Regions from separate parts of the Homo sapiens genome. Here region 2 is linked to region 1. The links are chromatin loops, found by intact Hi-C in ENCODE. Cell type or tissue: mammary epithelial cell. All regions are shown on one strand. Links, peaks and the distances in the headings refer to the core of each region. The heading gives the core; the rest is flanking DNA. Region 1 overlaps LPP (LIM domain containing preferred translocation partner in lipoma). Region 2 has its middle 47 kb from the start of TPRG1-AS1.

Region 1 (5,382 bases), core at 204-5,203:
ACTTGTCATCCTTTGATCATTTAATGTAACTACCACACTGAAGCACCGTATTTCTATTTTTTCCCTTCACCATTAATTCTCCTATATTTTATATCTGTCCTTTCAACAAATGGATTATCTAAGGAATTGTGTATATGATACTCTGGGATAATTGGATAATGTCATAATATAAAATGGGCTTCTAGATTTCTAAGTGAGTTTCCCCCTGCTTTCCTGGGAATTTTGTGAAAAAGCTCTTCTTCTGTGTAAACCTTATTATACCCCAAATCCATACATTTCTTAATTCTTCATAAAAGTAATTTATATTCCTTTATACACCAAAAATAATAACTGATACTTTGATTTGGTACAATCCTTAAAGTTTACTAAATGTACACAAACAGGAGCCCGTCTAATCTCCAGAGCAATCTGGTATAGGAGGTAGAATGGTAGAATTCTTTTCCGCATTACATGACACACAGCTATAAATGCAGCCAGGATTTGAACCTGTGTTTTCTAAAGTACAAAGAGAAAGGCTCATTCTTCTACTTCACACTGTCCTCCAATTAACAAGTTTCTCAGATATCTTTCTCCGTTATTCTGTATAAAGGCAATTATTCAGAATGCAGTTAATAATCTTTAGCATGCAGATTTCCCATAGCCTCTCATAAATACATAGTTTGGTTGAGCTTGAAAAATTCCCCGAATCATCTTGTCCAACTGTCTCACCTCACATACTAGGACACTGCATTTTGTGAAGCTGATTTGCCTATTGTGGTATATTTGCCCAATGTGATATACTATTTTGTGAAAAAGTCCAGGACGCAGATGGCATGGTTTCTATGCAGTGCTCTTCTCCCAACCCCACACTAGGTCCCTTTTTGAATACCAACACATCTCCCTGGTGTTCTGTCCCACTTAACAATAAGAATATGATAAAATTAACATAATTACTTACATAGCCAATGAAAAATTGTTAAGCTGAGTATGTGACACTACTTGGGTTTTGTCGCTGTCAAAACAAGATTGTTGCACACTGATAAATATGGGGGCCTTCTGGCTAAGAGCTCAGAGCAGATAATCCTATCCAAAGCCTCACATTAGGAAGCCTTAGGTCCAGCTTTCATAATTCCTACTATCAGCAACCTATAAATAGAGGCTATTAACCAACATTTAGACCAGTTTCATTGAGGCAGTGAATTTCCAGAGTAGCTGGAATTCACAGCACCTTGAACAAAATTCCATAAGCTACATGGGTGTCAATTTTCTCATCTATAGAATGGGATACTAAGTATTCTGCCTTAACAATCTCTTAACAATGAGAATTAAATATTATAAGAAATGGGAGAAGCACTGTTTAAGAATGTAAATAGATATAAAGATATTGTTATAAAGCTCTTTTCGCTGGAGAGAATTACTGTTACACAGAAGGATCGACCCTACATCTTGGTTCAACAGCCTCTGACTAATCAACTGAGCCAACTTCTATCATTCTTATTACTGGAGAGAAGTAGACAAGTATAAAATATATACACAAGTACCCATACTCCCTTGAATATTGAATATTGAGTTTGGAAAAATACAGATTATTTTGTTTTTGTTGTTTTGTCTTCAGCAGGTAATTTTTCTTGCCATGTATCTTATTTAGTTTACATACCTGGAATGCCTATCAAGTGATGGAGTAGTTACATACCATGCATTTAGAGTGTGTACAGAGAAGTCTATGAGCCAATAAGAAGTCTCATACAGTTCTCTGTCTAGTTTGCGGCAGTTATACTTGGCAAGGTCCATTTTCTTGACTTAACCGTAATCAAGGTCCAACAAAGCCCCTGGTACCCACGCCTGTGAAGCCCCATCTTAACAACCCTCAATTTTGTTACCTTTATTAAGAGTAGACATGAGGCCTTGATAGAGAAAAAGACTTATCTTTGGGTCACAGTGCTAACCAACCCCAGCACTAAACTAGAATTGCTGACATAGATGGTTACAGAGACTCTGTATGGCTCAGTGGCAAGGAGAAATAAAGCAGAAGTCAAGGGCTGTATTCCAGTCTTGCCAACGTCAGCCACCAGCAGTGAGTTTTGTACAAAGCATTTCCTCCCTGGGCCTAAATTCCGTCAGCTATAAAATAAGGGAATTAAGTTAATAGGGCTTTTGGTCCCTTGAAATGGAGTGATTTGAGGGCTGAACAAAAGCTTCAATAGGGCATGGTTCTTTGTCTTGTTCAAAGCATCACCCTCAGTTTCCAGAACAATGCCTGGGGCACAGAGAAGGAGCTCAGTAAATATTTTAGTAAGTAAATGAATGAACAATCATTTGGGAGTACTCCAAAGATTCATCCAACAGCATCTACTCCCATAGACATCCCCCAAATTTCATTACTATCCTCAGATGGCCTGCATCACCACACTATTTCAGCAGCCCCCTCTCCAGAGCCAGACTCTGTCTCTTTATCCTGTTGCTTTCTTCATAGTGCTTATCACTATGATATCACTTCATGAATTTAGTTGCTACTATGCTTCTGCCATGCTTATTGTTCATCTTACACTAGTTTGTTCAAGACACTACTGCATTTGCAGCCTCTGCGGCAGCGCTTAAGACATAACAGGCAATCAGTAAGTATTGGTTGAATACAAAATTAAATGACATTAAATAACCTAAAATCTAAGGCCTCTTACAACTTTTCTGTTCTTTATTCTACCTCAGCAAGAATATATCTTTTAAAGAAAAAATAGTGCTACATATTTCTCCAGGAATATAAATGATCTGAAGTTAATCACACAACATAGAAATTAGGAGAATGCTCTTTTTACTTACAGTATTTGTCTACCATGGGTAACTAACTCATCCAGGAGAATGTCTAAAACCCATGCTTAAGTGATGATGTTTTCAGCTATGTGTATACAGAGTAATGACTGCCTGCCTGCACATTTCAGATCAGAATTAAACCAGTTTGAGTCATCCATTAGAATCAAGATCTGCAAGCAGAGACTAGAAATGTTCCCAATACCATTCCACTCACATGTTGGTTCCCTTCAGAGCTGCCTGAAACTCAACCCTGCCAAGATGTTTATTATCTACCTGGCTTTATGAATTACAATTACTTCCTAAATTACAGTAAGCTATAAGTGGTCTGAGCCAAACAACTAGGGTCATGGAAGGGCTCTCTTTGTACTCCTGGGGATGATAGAAAAGCTTCTTTGAACCAAACTTGATCCTCTTTCAAAAGAAAGGGATAACTTTAAGCCTATAACTCCTGGGAGTGGCAAAGAGAACAGCCAGAGGGCCATGAGCTAACTTCAATTCTCTAGAGATCAGTTGAACAGATTTGGCAATCATTTGGCTTCTGTTGAGAACAAGGCCTTCTAATTGTATTTCTGCCAATGGAAGACAAAAGACAGCACATGACTTAGGAAGGCCATAAAGACATGCCAACATCATGGCTGTGACTGTGCGGTTCCCTTCCGAAGAGGGCACTGCTGATGTGTATGTCAAATGTCGGCTCTAGGACCCATTCATGAGAATTAAACCTCATGAGGAGCTCAAAAGGAAGCTGGTGAAGTAATTTGCTTCCCTTAAACAGTATCTTGGCTGTAATATTTTCTGACACTAGAAATAAAATAATTCCATGTTTTGATTCCTCCCCCACCCTGCCAAAAGTGATTTAGATTAACTAGGTATGAAACGCACAGCCAGGGAGTATAGGGTTTTCCATTCTATAACTGCTTAAAGACAAAGAGGCAGGAAATACAGATGTTTTCTCCTTGCTGTTGCAAAAGGGTGGTGGACTAACTCTTTCAGTGTCTCTGGAATGCAAATTTTCTTTCACAGTTTAGCAGTCTTTTTTGGATTTCAGCACAGTGAACTAACACTTTCCTGGATTCCAAGACCTCCAGAGAACCAGATGGATGACAGAAATTGGGAAAAAGAACCCACACTGCTTGAAAAAGGTATGAATTTCTCACTCTGCATTTAGCCAAAAAGCACTGAAAATTAGAAGAGTGAAATCACTTTTGGTTTGTTCAAATGCATGCCATTCTAGAGTTGTTTGTGGTGAGTAAAAGAAAAGGAAAAAAAAAAAAGAAAAAAATCTAAAGTGCTTCAATGGTTTGGAGTCTGTGTTCAGTTTAAGCTAGGAAGCAACTTTAACAGAGATGATATGTTTACTATCAAAGGAAAGAAAGATTGTAGATGGAAGAGATTACCAAAGACGATCAGTTTATATGCCTGTGCTCTAAAGACAGTGACTGCTCCCCAAAGCCAAACGTTTTAACTTGATGTTCAAGGCCCTTCAGGATGCTGTCCTACCTCCCCTGTCTAGGCCCCTAGCCTGTCACCTCTCCTACAACTCAGTCTTTGTTCCTGTCAACCCAAGCTTTTAAACACTTTGTGCTCATTGTTCTTTCATGCCTTTCCACCTGCTGTTGCCCCTGCCTTGAACGTATTTCCTTAACAAGTTACATACATCAAATTATATGGCCCATGATATGTGAATGTTACCTCTTCTGTTAATCACTCTCCTCTTCTGTTCTTTCACAGCACCATAGCAGAGAACCCAAGTATAGTGTTATCTGTTCATATGCTATGGCAAGTTGTAATTTTCAAAGATGACTACACCAAAACACATCCCATCTCACAATGTGATACTAACAGTCCACCACTAAGAGGTGAGGTCTTGGGAGAACCTATGCAACTGCCTGGCCAAGAGAATGTCATAGCAGTGATGCTGCCTGACTTCTAATGCTAACCTTTTTTTTTTTTGAGACAGAGTCTCCCTCTTTTTGCCCAGTCTGTAGTGCACTGGCACAATCTCGGCTCACTGCAACCTCCACTTCCCGGGTTCAAGCGATTCTCCTGCCTCAGCCTCCTGAGTAGCCGGGATTACAGGTGCCCGACACTGTGCTCACCAATTTTTTTTTTCTGTATTTTTAGTAGAGATGGGGTTTCACCATGTTTGGCCAGGCTGGTATCGAACTGCTGACCTCAGGTGATCCACCTGCCTTGGCCTCCCAAAGTGCTGGGGTTACAGGAGTGAGCCACCACACCCAGCCCTCCTAATGCTAATCTTAAAATGTGATATAGTTTTCTCTTGAAATACATACCTTTGAAGTCCTCAGTTGCTATCTTAGTTTGCTTTGTGTTGCTATAATACAATACCACTGACTGTGTCACTTTTGAACAACATAAATTTACTTGGTTTATGATAATGGAGGGTGGGAAGTCCAAGATCATGGTGCCAGCATCTGGTGAGGGCCTTCATACTGTGTCATTCCAGGGCAGAAGGCAGAAGGTCAAGAGAGGATGACAGCAAGAGAGCAAGAGGGAGTCAAACTCACTTTATAACATCCTACTCTCTCAATAACTAACCTACTTCCAAAATAATGGCATCAATCCATTCATAAG
Region 2 (5,382 bases), core at 224-5,223, 46 kb before region 1:
CGTTAAGTGAAAAATGAAAATATAAAACTATATATACTACAACTCCATTTTAAGATATATGTGTGTAGGCTGGGTGTGGTGGCTCACATCTGTAATCCCAGCACTTTGGGAGGCAGAGGCAGGAGGATTACAAGATCAGGAGTTCGAGACCAGCCTGGCCAACATGGTGAAACCCCGTCTCTACTAAAAATACAAAAAATTACCTGGGCGTGGTGGAGGGCGCCTGTAATCCCAGCTACTTGGGAGGCTGAGGCAGGAGAATCGCCTGAACCCGGGAGGTGCAGGTTGCCATGAGACAAGATCCCACCACTGCACTCCAGCCTGGGCGATAAGAGCAAAACTCTGTCTCAAAAAAAAAAAAAAAAAAAAAAAAAGATATATGTGTGTATACAAATATAAACACATACATATATGCATACATATATGCAGGAAAAAAGGCCAGGAAAATGGCGTCACTGGTTATCTCTAAAATGATTTTCAGTGAGAGTGATCTTGCTCCTAGGTGGCATGTGGCAATTTTTGGTGACATTTTTGGTTGTTAACAAATGTGGGGAGGCTGTGCTAATGACATCTAGTGGGTAGGGGCCAGGGATACCACTCAATGTCCTCAATGCAAGGATAGTCCTCACAATGAAGCATTATCCAGCCCAAAATATCCCTAGTGTCAAGGTTGAAAAACCCCACTTTAGACAACAGGTTTATGAAAGACTTTCTTTTTGCTTGTTTGTATTTTCTATTTTTTCTTCAATGAACATGTAGATCTTGCATAATTTTTTATTAATTTATTTTTGATTGACAATAATTGTGTATATTTATGGGGTACAATGTGATGTTTTGGTCTATAGATACAATGTAAAAAGAATCAATCAGGTTATTAAAGGCACATCAAGTGAGCACTTCTGAGAATGTTCTGGAGCCAATGCCAATATTTTTGCTATGCGATAACTAATGTAAAAAAGTATTTAGCACAGTGCCTCAGGTTTCCTTGCCACTACGGTCCCTTTCTCTAAACCTACTCCCTTACATTGGGTCCAAGGGACCTGCGACCCTACACCCCAGAAGTAGCAGATGATTTTCTCACTGGATGGCCCAAGCCTTCAGGCAGTGTCGTCTCATGGTATACCCAGCGAATTTGCTGTTAACTAAAATTTACTTTGTCACATATATGGCCCTTGGAGGCATCTTGCCAGAACCCAAAAGGTAGAGCAGGGGACTGACTAATTGAGACAGGGTTGTCTGTGCTCATCCAGAGTTCCAGTCTACTGCTACTCCATTTATGGAGCCATGTCTGGGGGGTTCTATTCATTGGCTCAAAAAACCTGTGCAAGGGAATGTTTCTTGTGGTAATCAAAGTGTGTTTACTTGGAAGTTTCATCACTTGAAGAAGTGGTTTATTGCTCGCACAGACTCCTCTGCTGTGAACATTAGATCTAATTAGTAGCTGAAATAGTGATGATTTAGCAAAGCTTCTGCATTTGATGGCTGTGGTTTCTGGGCCACCAATTGCAGTTAAAAAGAAGGCAATCATCTCTGCCATGGAATGAATCCTTTTTCTTAAAATTCCCAGGGAGCTGAAAGGCCCTGTGGGGGCTGGCTTTTTCTTTGACCCTAAAACTGGTGGAAACTCAGAGTTATGGAAATGACTCACACCCCGGGAAAAGCGTATCCCACAGTTGAAAGGGGCTTTAATTGATTTTCAGAGGGGTACTGCACCTCCTTGTGAATGCTCTAGCTTCTAACAATAATGGGAGGAAAATCTTTTTGAGAGGGATAGCAGGCTTTCTCTGAAGGTGGCACGGGACAGCTGATCTGTGCTGCCACCAGATTGATTGGGAGAGGCAGAAAGCTGAGGGTGATGACTGTTCAACATATAGCCTAAAGTGGTAGCTAATAGAGACTGAACCTAGGAGTTGGATGGGGCAGGGGCTTATTGGTTTTAGAAGGAGTGGAGAACATACTGGAACTTCATTCAGTCTGAAATGCTTGGATCAGACAATTTTGGTTATCTATCATCTGCCATACATGTGAGAGAAGGGACTTATCTGACCTTCCAGACGCACGTTTAAACAGTATCCTTTGTTTCCACTCTCTGAAGACATTCCCAGAGCTTAGGCTCTGCTTACTTCTTCATTTCCTCTGTGAGAAAAGTCACTACCAATCGTGTCTCCAGTGATCTAGTCTGCATGGAACACGGCTCTGAATCACTTTCCTTTCCTCAAACACCACTTGCTTCCCAAAAGGCAGAGCTAAAAAGAAGAGTCTGCAGGGAGGCAGAAGAGAGTGCTAATAGTCCAAAGGTGTGAGAGCTTGTTTTTGAAGGAACAGAACTCCTGAAGAAAGAGAGAATTTACCAGTCTGAACTGCTTGGCAGGGAATGTCGTGGCGACACTGCAGGTCTCAGGATGGCCGGAAAAATGTTGGCTCCTCAATGAGCAACTTTGGCAAGGTCCCTTCCAACTTGGATTTCAGTATTCTTTATTGCTTTTGTGAACAAAACATAACAACAAAAACAACAAAAATCCAAGCCAAAAGCCATTGCTAAACTTAGGGGTATTCTTGGGAATTTTGGGATTCTCACCCCTTCTATTTTTCTCCATCATAAGTGGTTATGATGTGCAGGAAGTCATTCTGTCCAGACAGCAAACTATAACAACAGCCTGGAACATTTCCATTGTACTGAGTCAAAAAAAAAAAAAAAATGAAAAGTGCCAGAGGAAGTAATATTAGTCAGTATTTAGTCACACTTAAAAACAATGGGATAGCTTAGGTTGGCTTGACATCACACATTTTCATCTGGTTATGGCCAAGATGAAGCCCTTTCAGCTGGCAAATTTTGTCTGGTGTTTGAAAAGATTTGAGTCCCCTCACTTCTCCCCACCCCATTACAATAAATAACAGAAAATAGTTCTTCACAGCCCTGGAGGAAAAAGATCTTGCGTACAAACTAACAAAGATTTGGGAAGGGTAGAAATGGAATGGAAAACATCTCAGAGGCAACGAAGGGCAAGTCCACACTGGTCTGTCTTCATCTCCTCCTGGAGAAGGGTAATTGCCTTGCTCCTGCTCTGCAACCACACCTCTGGGTCTCCATTTTTTACAGGGACAGCTCTAGAAAGAGGCCTCTTAACCCTTACAATCCCACACACAGACACTCATTCCCTCATTCATTCAAGTCTCCACTTGATATGCATTTATTCAAGGTCTGTTCTATACCTGGCACCATGCATATGGGAATAAGTAAAACCCAATTTGCGACCTTTAGGGCTTTAGTCTAGATGGAATTTTGACCAGAGGAAAAGGAAATTTTAGTTTCACATGACTATCCTAGTGTATGTGTGTTTCAAGTTGCATAGGCACACTTACGAGAGGCAAACACCTTCCTGGAGGCCAAAGAAAGGAGATTTCCTGGAGGCGGTAACCTGAGGGCTGGGTCTTGGAGTGCGGAATTGTTAAAGATAAACAAAGGCAGACGTGTTAAAGTGGTGAAAATAAATCTTGCACAGTAAGCGCTGACAGTAGGGAAAAAAAGCTCAGCTCTGTTCCCAATTGTGTGGAGGTAACTGGGTGTTTTAGAAGGAGAATGAAGGAGTAGGGACAGGGAGTGAGCTCAAGCAGTCAGGAAAGTGAACAGTTACAAAAAGTGGGTTGGAGGGCAGGTCAGTGTAAATGTGATGAAGCCAGCCGTGTCTGCTTTTTAGGAGTCTATTCTCCCATGGAGATTTAGAGACCAAGGCCCTATCCTTCCTGATGATTACCTTTCAAAGGAATGGCTTTGCTTTCAGGTCCTTGAGAAAGACACTCCTGGGTTGTAGGAGACACATACACATACATCTCAAAGTAACAGAGGAAAGATTTACAATTGCAAGCTCCTTAAAGTAAATTCTCTAAGAAAGAGGGAGACGGCGACCTCTCCTCAAGTCTCAGCTAGAAGATACAGTAAATTCTTTTTACAACTACTAAGTTTTTCAGACAGCAACTAAAAGATGGGCTAGGTCTTCCCAGAGATGCAGCCTTGGGTTGCCAGAAGCTATGCTAGGGTTGGTCAAGTCTTTTCCAGCAGGGGTTCAGGATGGAGGCATTATGTGCCGAGAGTTCTTTTATAATTCTCAGAAAGGAAGGGGAAGGAGCAGTCTACCCAGAGATGTGAGATCTGTTGGAGAAGGGTATGTACTTTAATGGCAGGTGTGTTGGGGAGAAGTGGGAATAGATAAGATAACCTGAAGACTTCAAAGTTTTGCTGAGGAATTTTGATCATGTCTTAGGGGTGAAGGAGAGACAGTAAATAGGATCAGGGGATCAGGGGGACAGTGGGGTCCAATTTGTGGCTTGGAAATGCCAGGCTGCCTGCAGTGGTGGATGGCTTAGAGATGGTGATGAGGGGGTAAGGACAGAACTGAGACTGGGATATAAGTGAGGACTCTGGAAGGGTTTCCTAGAGAAACAGAAGCCTGGACTAGGGTGTTATGGACCAAGCCCAAGTGAGGGAGAGAGCCATATTAAGGGGAAGGAAAGAATAGGGCGTGGGAATGAGAAAGAGGGATCTAGGATAAAATTGAGATTTGGGCGCTGGGTGACCCAACAGACATGCAGACTTTGTTGACATGACTACCTTGTCTTTGCTTTTTTTCTTCCTTTTCTTCCTCCTGTTTACTGTGCTCATCCCCTTTATTAGAGAATTAGGAGTGAAGGAGGCTGTCCGATCTGAATTTAGGAATCTTGCTTGTGGCACTTCATGCAGAATTCTCTACCACTATTAGTTTTACATCATCCTAGGGAAATCATGAGAATGTACTGACTTCCTAAGCAGACTTTGCAAGGCAGAAAGAGGTGAATGCTTTGCTTTGGACATGAATCTGGAGTGAACTTGAAGAAGAATCAATTTAATTCCATTGGATAATAACTTATTTGGGATAAGTATATCTAGCTTATCCAGGATATGCTAGAAACTTTGGGAGCATTTAGGTTAATAAGATAATTTTCTGGCCAGAGGAATCATGACAATTGCATAGGTATGCAGACATGTATGCAACTAAGGAATGATAGTTTGCATAGTAATGGGAACCCAAATGAGGGAATACTTATTTACAATAAAAAAGCAGTAAAGATTTCATGAAAGAAAGTTTTTATGAAAGATGCCGGAGGCAGAGAAGTGTGTAAAGAGGCAGGGGCAGTGTCCTGAAATTATGTGGCCCACACAGAGCTCTGCTCTCTAGTCCTTGTTTTCCATTTATCCATTTATCCTCATCTACATTTATCAAAGGAGCTGCTTCTAGGATTTTGTATTAAAAATGTTGAGAAGTATTTGGGCTTCTCTGTAGCCCTCTCTTGAGGCAGGCTTGTCCCCAGATAAACTGGTCATTAAGAATATATTGAGCACCTGGC

What was found. A loop is a pair of places that touch in the nucleus more often than their neighbours do. Peaks named below come from ENCODE experiments on the same cell type or tissue, not always from the same donor. Only the 100,000 strongest peaks of a DNase experiment are listed, where the experiment ranks them.
Region 2: a loop joins it to region 1, with 2.4 times the contacts of the local background. A loop is called at or near these places in 4 of 110 quality-filtered maps.

The regions. Positions count from the first base shown.
Region 1 is chr3:188,852,509-188,857,890 of GRCh38, reverse strand. All of the region lies in intron 9 of LPP (LIM domain containing preferred translocation partner in lipoma), which reads right to left. Among named protein-coding and RNA genes, the nearest start is that of TPRG1-AS1, 92 kb to the left of the region's middle. In mammary epithelial cell, for the core only: no CTCF peak of the experiment used is centred there; DNase peaks (open chromatin) are centred at 2,950 and 3,300; H3K27ac peaks cover 2,408 bases.
Region 2 is chr3:188,898,147-188,903,528 of GRCh38, reverse strand. No RefSeq gene overlaps it. Among named protein-coding and RNA genes, the nearest start is that of TPRG1-AS1, 47 kb to the left of the region's middle. RefSeq lists an enhancer at 2,059-3,258. In mammary epithelial cell, for the core only: no CTCF peak of the experiment used is centred there; DNase peaks (open chromatin) are centred at 2,858 and 2,998; H3K27ac peaks cover 2,452 bases.